Regions from separate parts of the Homo sapiens genome. Here region 2 is linked to region 1. The links are chromatin contacts, found by Hi-C or POLR2A ChIA-PET in ENCODE. All regions are on one chromosome and are shown on one strand. The core of a region is the stretch at or near the end of the contact, and the rest is flanking DNA. Distances in the headings are between cores, read along the strand shown. Region 1 holds the start of CACNA1H (calcium voltage-gated channel subunit alpha1 H). Region 2 holds the start of UQCC4 (ubiquinol-cytochrome c reductase complex assembly factor 4).

Region 1 (6,050 bases), core at 2,044-4,543:
TCTGACGCCAGGACACACACCCTCGCTACAGGCCAGGCATCTGCTGGTGGTCACACCCACCCCCATGCAGCCGGGGCCTCCACAAGCCCACTCCACCTGACCGACGGGCGTTTCCACGGGGCCAAGAATGAACCAAGCTTGGGGTCTAAGCTCTGCTTCCCATGTCTCCTGGAGTGGGGACACCCCCCATCACTGCGTTTGGAGCTGGGAGAGCCAAAGCGTGCCAGAGGTGCTGGCGGCGAGGAGGGTGGGGGGTCCTGCCGTGCCGCAGGCAGACCCAGTGCTCCAAGCAAGGGATGCCATCGAAGGGCAGGAGGCCGACCACCCATTCTCTCCCAGCCCAGAGAGCCCTGGGGACACCAGGGATGGGGCATGCTCTGTTCTTCCCAGGCTGAGAGCACCATCCAGCCCCCGAGACCAGGACAGCACCCAAGTCCCTCTCGGGCTACCAGAGCATACTCCTGTCAGGTCACAAAGCCCAAAAGGACAGCTCCTCAGGACACCGGGGGACAGCGCTTGGGTCACGTGATGCCGCTGGCCCCAGCCCTCCTCTCCCCCTGGAGAGCTCATCCCACCTGCATGAGGCCACCCAGCCAACACCTTCCCTGCACACAGCAACGCAAACAACCTCCTTGGAAGTCCTGAGACACACAGCCAGCCCAGAACACCGGGGCCAGGCTCCAAAACTCTCTCAGCCGAGAGGGGACAGGACAGCCAGGCCCGGGGCTGTGAAGAGAGTCCATGCCCTGCTTGGGGATGGGGCAGCCAGGCCCGGGGCTGTGAGGAGAGAGTCCAGGCTTGCTCAACTCTTTCCCTTCTCCGGTCTGCACACGTTGGGAAACAAGGAACGCAGGCCTTGGCTCGGGGCCAGCCTCCCATTCCAACCCATGCAGTCCCTTCCAGACCCTTCCCCATGGCCTGCTGGCACCGCCGGACTAACCCCACACCCAGTCACCTCCTACCAGAACAAAGGGGCATGACCACCTCCCGCCTTGGTTCTAGAGAGGAGACAAACCTACAACCGCTCTTCAAGGCCGGGCCTGCACCTCGGCTCCCGGGGACACCCACCTACTCGCAGACACCACCCTGAGGCTACAGAGGCCTAGGCCGCCCGGGCAGCGGGTGTGGGGCTCCGAGGCAGCCCTCTGGCCGGGGCCGGCTGCCCCCGGGACCACAGCAGCCTCCTCTTCCTCTACAAGCAGAGATGAGTCTGACTCACTCGATGTTTGGATTTGAGAAAGGAGAAACACGGGCTTTATGACTTTTTTTGTACAGATTCCTCTTTCGTGTTTAATATTTGTACAGTTAAACACACAAGGTAGGGAAGTGTACACAGGCCGCTCCTGCTGCCAGCCTGTCTCCCCACCTCCGACGGGGGACGTCTGCGGGCAGGGTCTCTCCACCCGTCCCCAGGCCCGGAGCAGAAGCCACGGCCTGGCCACCCCAGCTGCCGGCTCAGAAGGGCCGGTGGGGAGACCCGGCCCTGACACAGGCACCACGCAAGGCCCTTCTCAGGGCACGCGGAGACCCGCCCCCAAGGCCACCTGCTGGGGGGCCCCCTGGACCTCCGTGTACATCCCACAAATGCCCCTGGCCCTGACCCAACTCTGTTCTGGAACCTTCTCTGCAGTCTGTGCCGCTCTGGCCGAGAGTAGAAGAGGCTGCCTCTTCCTCTCCAGCCAGGGAAGGGGCTGGGGAGATGAGACTCCCCCTTGGCAGTGCCAATTGCCTCCCTGCCCCCTACCCTTCAGCTGCGCATGACTTAAGTCAGCCCCGCCACCGAGTTCAGCCAGAAAAAGCGAGTTCACAACCAACGTCACCGCCTCTCTCCACGGAAAAGGCCCTGGCGGCGCTCACAGGCCCCACGGGTCTCCCCACGCACTCGGAACCACCAGGCGCCGGCTGAAAACTTTGCGCCCCTGACTCCAGCTCCTCTGGCCTCCCCCTCCCCCGCGAGGGGCCTGCCTCGGGCAGGACCTTCAGACAGTGAGGGGTGGGCAAGGGGGAAATTCCCGTCCTGGCCAACACCCTTGGGGCCGCGAGGAGTTAGGACCTTCCCTCCCTCCCCGACTCCTCTCCCCTCCAAGCCCGCGGGGGCCTCACCGCTTCGCTTCCACCTTCTCCGTCCGGAGCCGGCCCTGGGGAAGGGAGTCCGGAGGCGCCCGGTGGCCCCCCAAGCCCGCCACTCTCAGAAATTAGAGCGCGGTCCTCCAGCCCCTGCCCTGCACCCCCGCGCGCCCGGCCCACGCCAGGTCCCACCAACAGGGGCGCGCGGGGGCGCATGCCGAGGGAGTCCCGCGCCCCGGGCCCCCACCCTCCCCACGCCCCCCGCCCCCCGCCCCCCGCCGGCCGGGAAGGATATGGGTTGCAGACCAGCCGGAGGCACCAGCTGCGCGGCCGCGTGGTCTGACCGAGGCAGAAGAAGACCGTGGCCGCCAAGGCCGGGTACGGGACGCGCTGCTCCTCGTCGGCACCCAGCTCCGCGCCGCGCTCGGCCGCCGGGCTCTCGGAGGGTGACACGCCGAGCTCGGACCCCCGCTCCGCCTCGCGTCCCGGCGCCCCGGGGCTCTCCGGGGACGCCCCCACCAACGCCGCAGGGCCAGGGGGCGGCGCGCCCAGGGGCACCCGGACCTCGTCGGCGGCCCGTGCGCCCTCGGTCATGGTGGCGGCCGGCAGCACCTGCAGAGGACAGGGGGTGACCCGGGGCCGGTGGCGACGCCCCCGCCCTGCCTCCCGCGGCGCGGAGCTGCGGGAACAGCCGCGGCCGCCGGGATGTCTTTGTCTTTTCTTATTAGAGACAAACGCGCCCCCCGCCCCCGCCCGCCCCCTCCCTCCCTCCAGCGGCCCCACCCCCACCCCGAGGGGCTCCCCGGCCCGCTTCGCGCAAGTTGAAGAGGGTCCCGGGCGCGCGTCCTCGCCGCGTCTCACCTCGCTCTGCTGGCCGGCGGCGTCCCCGCGGGCATCGCCCGGGCGGCGCGGTCACCGCGGACCCCGCTCGGCGCCCGGCCCCGGCCCCGGCCCCCAGCGCCTCCGCCCCCGGCCCCGGCCCCGGCCCCCAGCGCCTCCGCCCCCGGCCCGCGTCCCCAGCCCGCCCGGCTCCCGGCCGCGGCTCGACTCCGGCTCCGGCTCGCCCGGCGGAGGCGACGGCGGCGGCCTCGGCGCGGCGTGGAGGCCGCTGAGCGGACGGGTGAGGCCGGGGCGCGGGGCGCGGGGCGCGGGGCGCGGGCCGGGGACCGGTGAGGCAGCGAGCGAGCCTCGAGCCCGTCCGCGCGCGGCGCAGGAAACTTCGGGCTGAGCGGCGGGGGGCGGGGCGGGGCGGGGCCGGCGCGACCGGGGCGGGGCCAGCGTGGCCGGGGCGGGGCCGGGGGCGGGGCGGGCGGGGGGGTACTGGGGAGGATCCGCCCCCGGCCCGAGACGCGCGCGCCCGAGCGACCCCTCCCTGTCGCCGCCCGGCGCCCCGCCCCCCCCCGGGTGCGGGAAGTTGGACCCCGCCCGCGCCCCCTCCACGCCCCCGCACTGGGCTCCCCGCTTTTCGTGCTCCCCAACAATGCCGGGCGTGGGGTGCACCAGGGGGCGCTCGCGGGAGGCTCCGGCGGGGTGGGAGGGGGAGCACCTACGTCCTTCCCTGCCCCCAACTGCGGGGGCGGCCGAGCCGCCGATGCCGCGCCCCTCCCCCTCCCGCTCCGGCTCCCCCTCCCCCTTCGCGCTGCCGCGCGCGCCGCCGCCGCCCCCACCCCCACCCCCACTACGACGCGGGCCCGGGTCGGCGGAGGGGCGGGGACCGGGCGGGCGTGGAAGGCGAGAGGCTGCGTGCCCCTTCCCCGCCGCGTGTGTGTCCCGGGTGTGCCCGCGCGCGCGTGTGTGATGGGGCGCGGGGGCGGGCGGGGGTGTGCTTTACGGCTGGGCGCTCCTGCACTCGCATCTCTCCCCGACACGCACGGGCAGTTTCCGCGAACTTGTCCTCGTCTCCGGTCCCCTCCCGCGTGGGGATCTGGGGGACCCTGGGGACGGCAGCCTGGTGCTCCTGCATCCTCCAACCCCGCTGCCTCAGCGAGACTCACCCAGGGGCCCCCGAGGAGAAGTGCAGGCCCCTTCCCCCTGCCAGCAGCTGCTCCTTCAGCCAGGCCAGCAGAAGGGCCTTCCCCTGGACCCTCAGAGCAAGTGGTTTGGTCGGGAAGGGGTGGACCCTTCAGACATTGGGGATGGCCAGGCCCTTGTCCCAGGGAGGGCTGGCCGCACCTCGAGGTGCCAGCAGGTGGGGGCAGGTGCCCAGGCTCCTGACTCCCCCCAGGGCACCCCTCCAGGCTGGAAGGGTGGTTTTGCTTCTGGGACCACTGCTTTGTGCACCAGGGAGCTTGAGCTCCCAGGTGTGCACCTCAGCACGCCCGCCAACAAGGGGCCCCTGGTAGTGGGAGAGACCCCTTCTCCCTCCAGACAAAGAGGCCCTGCTCCAGGGCGCACCCTGAGACCCCAGACCCGGAGAGGCTGTGGGGCGGCTGTGGCTTCCCACCTGCGGGTGAGCAGCAGAGAAGCAGGACCTCCCCCGGGTGGGCCACATCGTGCAGGGTGAAGAAGAGGCCCTGCCCAGCTGGGGCCCGGAAGGACACACAGCACCTGGGGTGGGCCGAGGAACTGGAAGGCAGGAGTGTGGGGGCCTGGCTGGGGTACAGGTCCTTTCAGCAGCACCTCCTCCTGTATACGGGAACTTTCAAGAAAAGGAAAACATTCAGTCTATTTTAATGCAACTACTCAGCGATGGAGGGCCACAGCTGGTGAATTAGGCCTTCAAAGGTCCAATTAAGGTTCCAGCCACAGAGGAGCAGGACCTAGGAGAGCCCCGTGCTTTGGACACATCCGTGGAGGGAGGCTGGAGCAGGTGGGGAGACACAAACGCTGAATCGGAGTCCGGTCCAGAGGGCACTTGGAACCTCTGATCTTTTTATCAACACCCTGCTCGTTAAAAGTTAGGGTGGGCCAGGTGCAGTGGCTCACGCCTGTAATCCCAGCACTTTGGGAGGCCGAGGTGTGTGGATCACTTGAGGTCAGGAGTTCGAGACCAGCCTGACCAACATGGTGAAATCCCGTCTCTACTAAAATACAAAAATTAGCCAGGCATGGTGACATATGCCTGTAATCCCCGCTACTCGGGATGCTGAGGGAGGAGAATCACTTGAACCCAGGAGGCAGAGGTTGCAGTGAGCCGAGATCACGCCACTGCACTCCAGCCTGGGTGACAGAGTGGACTCTGCCTCAAAAAAATAATAAGTTAATTAATTAATTAATTAAAGCTAAGGCAAAGCCACAGACTGAAGCTCCAGATTCTAGCTGGGGGCTGTCGTTGATTTGCTGGACAAATGGTAGTTGAGGGTGGACAGTGCGCGGGGCCCGGTTGGAGGGTGGAGGTGCCTTGGCTGTGACCAGACAGACCCGGTTCTCATGCCTGCAGCTTCCGTCTTATGGGGAGGAGAAAACAGTTTCCAAACTAAGTGCCAGGGGGCGCCCAGATAGACGAGGGCGGGGCCTCTGTGAGGACAAGCCGGCAGCCGGAAGAGGAGCAGAGGCTCTTTCCAGCAGCAACGGCAGCCCATGCAAAGGCCCTGTGGCAGGCCGGAGGGAGCCGGGGAGCGGGAAGACCCAGAGGGCGCCTGGGAAGCATCTTGGAATTCTGAACACAGCAGCTGTTGCCCTCCCGGCCACACTCTGTCCTCCAGATGTCGGCAGAAGGGAAAAAGACCACGGACTTCTATAACAGACTTTTTTTTTTTTTTTTTTTTGAGACATAGTTTCGCTCTGTATCACAGGCTGGAGTGTAGTGGCGTGATCTCGGCTCACTGCAAACTCCGCCTCCTGGTGTCAGTTCAAGCGATTCTCCTGCCTCAGCCTCCCGTGTAGCTGGGATTACAGGCATGTAATTACCATGCCCAGCTAATTTTCATATTTTTAGAAGAGACGGGGTTTTGCCATGTTGGCCAGGCTGGTCTTGAACTCCTGACCTCGTGATCCGCCTGCCTCAGACTCTGAAAGTATGGGGATTACAGGCGTAAGTCACC
Region 2 (5,805 bases), core at 2,579-5,078, 270 kb before region 1:
AAAAAATTACCCAGGCATGACGGCACCCACCTGTAGTCCCAGCTACTTGAGAGGCTGAGGTGGGAGGATGGTGGGAGCCCAGGAGGTCGAGGCTGCAGTGAGCTATGACGGCGCCTCTGCACTCCAGCCTGGTCTTTTGAACAAGACTTTGTCTCAAACAAAAAACGGGGGGGTCCCGTTGCTTTGGGGTGCTCCTTGTCAAGCCTTCATGGTGAGGGGTTAATGCAGCCGCCGGAAGGTTTCGTCCCGCCTGCTGCACAGACAAAATCAATTCACTGAGACCACAGCATTGCAGTAAAGAAAGACTTTAATTGACTTGAGGCAGGCCCCGCCACTCAGGAGACGAGTCATTACACACATCAGTCTCCCCAAAGGCGCCAAGGTTCGGGCTTTTCAGGCACTGGTGAGGCTGCTCTGTCTATGGAGTAGCCATTCTTTTTTTTTTTTTTTTTTGAGATGGAGTTGCCCAGGCTGGAGTTTAATGGTGCGATCTAGGCTCACTGCAACCTCCGCCTCCCAGGTTCAAGTGATTCTCCTGCCTCAGCCTCCGGAGTAGCTGGGATTACAGGCGCGCACCACCATGCCCTGGAGTAGCCATTCTTTTACTCCTTTACTTGCCTAATAAACTTGCTTTCACTTTACTCTATGGACTTGACGTGACTTCTTTCTTGCGTGAGATCCAAGAACCCTCTCTTGGGGTCTGGATCAGGACCCCTTTCCTGTAACATATTTCTGGGGAACCACAGAAGAGACTGTCGTGTGGAAGCCCCCTTCCCAAAGGCTAACTTTGGGAAAGTGTTGGGGTCCTGTAACATCTTTCTGGTGAACCCTGAAGGGACAATACTCAGGGGACCCCAGACCCAAAGGAAATAGAAGACTCTGCAGCCCTGATTGGACGACTCTGGGTAAGTGGCAGGTCTCCGGTAAAGAATGGGAGTGGGGCCGGGGCACAGTGGCTCACACCTGTAATCCCAGCACGTTGGGAGGCCGAGGTGGGCGGATCACAAGGTCAGGAGATCGAGACCATCCTGGCTAACACGGTGAAACCCCGTCGCTACTAAAAAATACAAAAAAAATTAGCCTGGCTAACACGGTGAAACCCCGTCGCTACTGAAAAATACAAAAAAAATTAGCCAGGCGTGGTGGCAGGCACCTGTGGTCCCACTACTCGGGAGGCTGAGGCAGGAGAATGGCATGAACCCGGGAAGTGGAGCTTACAGTGAGCTGAGATCGCGCCACTGCACTCCAGCCTGGGCGACAGAGCAAGACTCCGTCTCAAAAACATAAAATAAAAAATAAAGAACGGGAGTAGGGTAGAGGCCCAACTTAGGGGAATTAGAGTCTCTCCTAAAACAGAGAGGGGCATGGTGGCTCACGCCTATAATCCCAGCACTCTGAGAGGCTGAGGTGGGTGGATCACTTGATGCCAGGAGTTCGAGGCCAGCCTGGGCAATATGGCGAAACCCCGTCTTTACTAAAAATACAAAAAAATTAGCGGAGTGCAGTGGCTCACCTCCCAGCACGTTGGGAGGCCAAGGTGGGCAGATCACCTGAGGTCAGGAGTTTGAGACCAGCCTGGCCAACATGGGGAAAACCCATCTCTACTAAAAACACAAAAAAATTAGTTGGGTGTGGTGGTGCCCACATGTAATCCCAGCTACTTGGGAGGCTGAGGCCGGAGAATCGCTTGAACCCGGGAGGCAGAAGTTGCAGTGAGCCTAGATCCCACCATTGCACTCCAACCCTGGCGATGAGAATGAAACTCCTCCTCAATAAATAAATAAGTAAATAAATAAAGGCTGGGCGTGGTGGCTCACGCCTATAATCCCAGCACTTTTAGAAGCCAAGGCCGGCGGATCACCTGAGGTCAGGAGTTCGAGACTAGCCTGGCTAACATGGTGAAACCCCGTCTCTACTAAAAATACAAAAATTAGCCAGGCTTGGTGGTGGGCGCCTGTGGTCCCAGCCAGTCAGGAAGCTGAGGTGGGAGAATCACTTGAGCCCGGGAGGCAGAGGTCTAAGTGCCGAATGGGTTCAACTTGCCTGCTGCCTAGAGAGAGCCAATTTATCAAGACAGGGGGAGTGCAATAGAGAAGGAGTAATTCACGCAGAGCTGGCTGTGCGGGACACAGGAGTTCTATTATTACTCAAATCAGTCAGCCGGAGCATTTGGGGATAGGAATTTTTAAAGATAATTTGGAGGGTAGAGGCTTGGGAAGTGGGGAGTGCTGGTTGGTCAGGTTGGAGATGGACTCACGTTCAGACTCTTCTGTTCCTGGCGGGCATGGCAGAACCGGTTGGGCCAGATGACCGGTCTGGGTGGTACCAGCTGATCCATCCAGTGCACGCTCTGCTAAATATTTCAGGCACTGATCTTTGAGCTTAGGTTTTTGTTGTTGTTGTGCTTTTTGAGACAGAGTCTTGCTCCGTCACCCAGGCTGGAGCACAATGGCATGATCTTGGCTCACTGCAACTTCCACCTCCAGGGTACAAGCGATTCTTCTCCTTCAGCTTCCCAAGTAGCTGGAACTACAAGCGAGCGCCACCACCCCAGGCTACTTTTTGTATTTTTAGTAGAGACAGGGTTTCACCATACTGGCCAGGCTGGTCTCAAACTCCTGACCTCGTGATCCACCCGACTTGGCCTCCCAAAGTGCTGGGATTACAGGCGTGAGCCACCACACCCGGCCTGATCTTAGATTTTACAATAGTGATGTTATCCCCAGGAGCAATTTGGGGAGGTTCAGACTCTTTTTTTTTTTCAGACTGAGCCTCGCTCTGTCGCCCAGGCTGGAGTACAGTGGCTCCATCTCGGCTCACTGCAACCTCTGCCTCCCAGGTTCAAGCGATTCTCCTGCCTCAGCCTCCCGAGTAGCTGGGACTACAGGCGCCCGCCACCACGCCCGGCTAATTTTTTGTATTTTTAGTAGAGACAGGGTTTCATCGTATTAGCCAGGATGGTCTCGATCTCCTGACCTCATGATCTGCCCGCCTCGGCCTCCCAAAGTGCTGGGATTACAGGCGTGAGCCACGGCGCCCGGCCAATTTCTAATTTTGCAGCTGATTTATTAGTCCTGCAAAGGCAGACTGGTCTTCAGGCAAGACGGGGGTTTTTTCTGGAAAGGGCTGTTGACTTTGATTCAGAGTGAAACCATGAACTGAAATCCTTCCCAAAGTTAGCTCTGCCCACGCCCAGGAATGAACCAGGACAGCTTAAGGGTGGGAAGCACGACGGAGCCCCTTAGGTCTCATCTCTTCCACTGTCATTTCCTCAGTGATAATTTTTGCAAAGGCGGTTTCAGAGGCCGCAGTGACGTGAGATCGCGCCACTGCACTCCAGCCTGGGCGACAGAGAGAGTCCCTGTCTCACGAAAAGAACTAAACGGAAAAAAAAAAAAAAAAAAAATAGGGCGGTGCCACGGCCTTCGGGGAAGCCGGCAGAGAGGTGCGGGCGCCCAGCCCAGGGCAGGCGGGCAGGGCTGAGGGCGCGGATCCCCAACCAGGCCCCGCGCACCTTCATGACGGTTCAGAACTGCTCCGAGGCAAACTCAGACAACTCTCTGAGGACAACGTCCGCCCCCGCGGCGCCCGCCTCTCTTCGGGGCCAGGGACCGGGGTGTCGGTCCTATTCGAAAGGGACGGAGAACTACATTTCCCGGCATGCCATCGCGCACTCCGGGCCTGCGACGGAAAGAGCTCTTCGCAGCCGAACGTCATTTCCGCTGCGCTACTGGGACCACGTTCTGTAGTCGTGAGCGGAGGCCTGGTATGGCGCCCGGTTTCCGGTTTCCGGCGACGGAAGTGACGCTATCACGGCGCGCCAAGGCGTCAGTCGAGGAGTCAAGGCAGCAATGAATCGTGTCTTGTGTGCCCCGGCGGCCGGGTGAGCTCCTCAAGGTCTCGGAGGGCCGAGGGCAGACACCGGCGGGCGGGCGGAGCGCTTACTGCTCTCTCTCTTCCAGGGCCGTCCGGGCGCTGAGGCTCATAGGCTGGGCTTCCCGAAGCCTTCATCCGTTGCCCGGTTCCCGGGATCGGGCCCACCCTGCCGCCGAGGAAGAGGACGACCCTGACCGCCCCATTGAGTTTTCCTCCAGCAAAGCCAACCCTCACCGCTGGTCGGTGGGCCATACCATGGGAAAGGGACATCAGCGGCCCTGGTGGAAGGTGCTGCCCCTCAGCTGCTTCCTCGTGGCGCTGATCATCTGGTGCTACCTGAGGGAGGAGAGCGAGGCGGACCAGTGGTTGAGACAGGTGTGGGGAGAGGTGCCAGAGCCCAGTGATCGTTCTGAGGAGCCTGAGACTCCAGCTGCCTACAGAGCGAGAACTTGACGGGGTGCCCGCTGGGGCTGGCAGGAAGGGAGCCGACAGCCGCCCTTCGGATTTGATGTCACGTTTGCCCGTGACTGTCCTGGCTATGCGTGCGTCCTCAGCACTGAAGGACTTGGCTGGTGGATGGGGCACTTGGCTATGCTGATTCGCGTGAAGGCGGAGCAGAATCTCAGCAGATCGGAAACTGCTCCTCGCCTGGCTCTTGATGTCCAAGGATTCCATCGGCAAGACTTCTCAGATCCTTGGGGAAGGTTTCAGTTGCACTGTATGCTGTTGGATTTGCCAAGTCTTTGTATAACATAATCATGTTTCCAAAGCACTTCTGGTGACACTTGTCATCCAGTGTTAGTTTGCAGGTAATTTGCTTTCTGAGATAGAATATCTGGCAGAAGTGTGAAACTGTATTGCATGCTGCGGCCTGTGCAAGGAACACTTCCACATGTGAGTTTTACACAACAACAAATGAAAATAAATTTTAATTTTATAATATGGGATTAGATGATTCCCTTTTTTTGCATCTAGTTTTTAAAAAGGGGGTATTTGGGCAGCTATTGTTTTTTATTTTAATCTCTTCTTGTTTACCAGAGCACGTAAGTTAGTTGCACCAGCAGCTATTTTTAAAAGTTTCCTTTTCCGGTCGGGCGCGGTGGCTGACGCCTGTAATCCCAGCACTTTGGGAGGCTGAGGCGGGCGGATCACGAGGTCAGGAGATCGAGACCATCCTGGCCAACACGGTGAAACCCTGTGTCTACTAAAAAATACAAAAAATTAGCCGGGCGTGGTGGCGGGCCCCTGGAGTCCCAGCTACTCCGGAGGCTGAGGCAGGAGAATGGCGTGAACCCTGGAGGCGAAGCTTGCAGTGAGTCGAGATCGCGCCACTGCACTCCAGCCTGCACGACAAAGCGAGACTCCGTCTCAAAAAAAAAAAAAAAGTTTCGTTTTCCTTTTTTTTTTTTTTTCCAGAGTGGGAACTGAGGAAAGAAACCTACATATATATTACCGAATAGTACCAGAAATGAGGAACTTTTGCAGTTTTCTGCAAAACTTTTTAAGCAAGGCAACCATTTTCTGAGTAGAATACAACTAGTGAGTATTTCTTTTCACAAATGATGGGCACTATTTTGGGTTACCTAAGTGATTGTTTTTTGTTTTTTTGTTTTGTTTTGTTTTGTTTTTATTTTTGAGACAGGGTCTCACTCTGTCTCCCAGACTGGAGTGCAGTGGCACAATTTTGGCTCACTGCAACCTCTTGTCTCCTGGGTTCAAGCAGTTCTTCTGCCTCAGCCTCCCGAGTAGCTAGAACTACAGGCTTGTGCCACCACACCCGGATAATTTTTAAATTTTCAGTAGAGACGGGCTTTTGGCATGTTGGCCAGGCTGGTCTCAAACTCCTGACTTCAAGTGATCTCTCCTCCTCGGCCTCTCACAGTGCTGGGATTACAGATGGGAGCCACCGCGCCCGGCCCCAGATTGTTT

The links. A loop is a pair of places that touch in the nucleus more often than their neighbours do. ChIA-PET counts read pairs that join two places held with the same protein, here RNA polymerase II (POLR2A). Pooled maps may share reads with other maps.
Region 2: a loop to region 1 is called in a map of CD8-positive, alpha-beta T cell, with 8 times the contacts of the local background. The contact joins the promoter of UQCC4 here to the promoter of CACNA1H in region 1. A Hi-C loop is called at or near these places in 1 of 168 maps with a recorded cell type or tissue (CD8-positive, alpha-beta T cell) and 3 of 50 pooled maps. POLR2A ChIA-PET finds 5 or more read pairs at or near these places in 1 of 52 experiments (activated CD4-positive, alpha-beta T cell).

What each region holds. Positions count from the first base shown.
Region 1 is chr16:1,150,349-1,156,398 of GRCh38, reverse strand. CACNA1H (calcium voltage-gated channel subunit alpha1 H) reads right to left here and starts at 3,293. Exons shown (of 35, transcript NM_021098.3): 1 at 2,929-3,293; 2 at 2,363-2,679. The coding sequence starts at 2,661. RefSeq lists enhancers at 1,672-2,439, 3,814-4,394.
Region 2 is chr16:1,418,770-1,424,574 of GRCh38, reverse strand. It overlaps UQCC4 (ubiquinol-cytochrome c reductase complex assembly factor 4), which reads left to right and starts at 3,828. Exons shown (of 2, transcript NM_001272051.2): 1 at 3,828-3,883; 2 at 3,963-4,823. The coding sequence starts at 3,852. The coding sequence ends at 4,329. RefSeq lists enhancers at 3,136-3,538, 2,828-3,681, 3,655-3,814, 4,065-4,114, 4,125-4,194 and 1 more.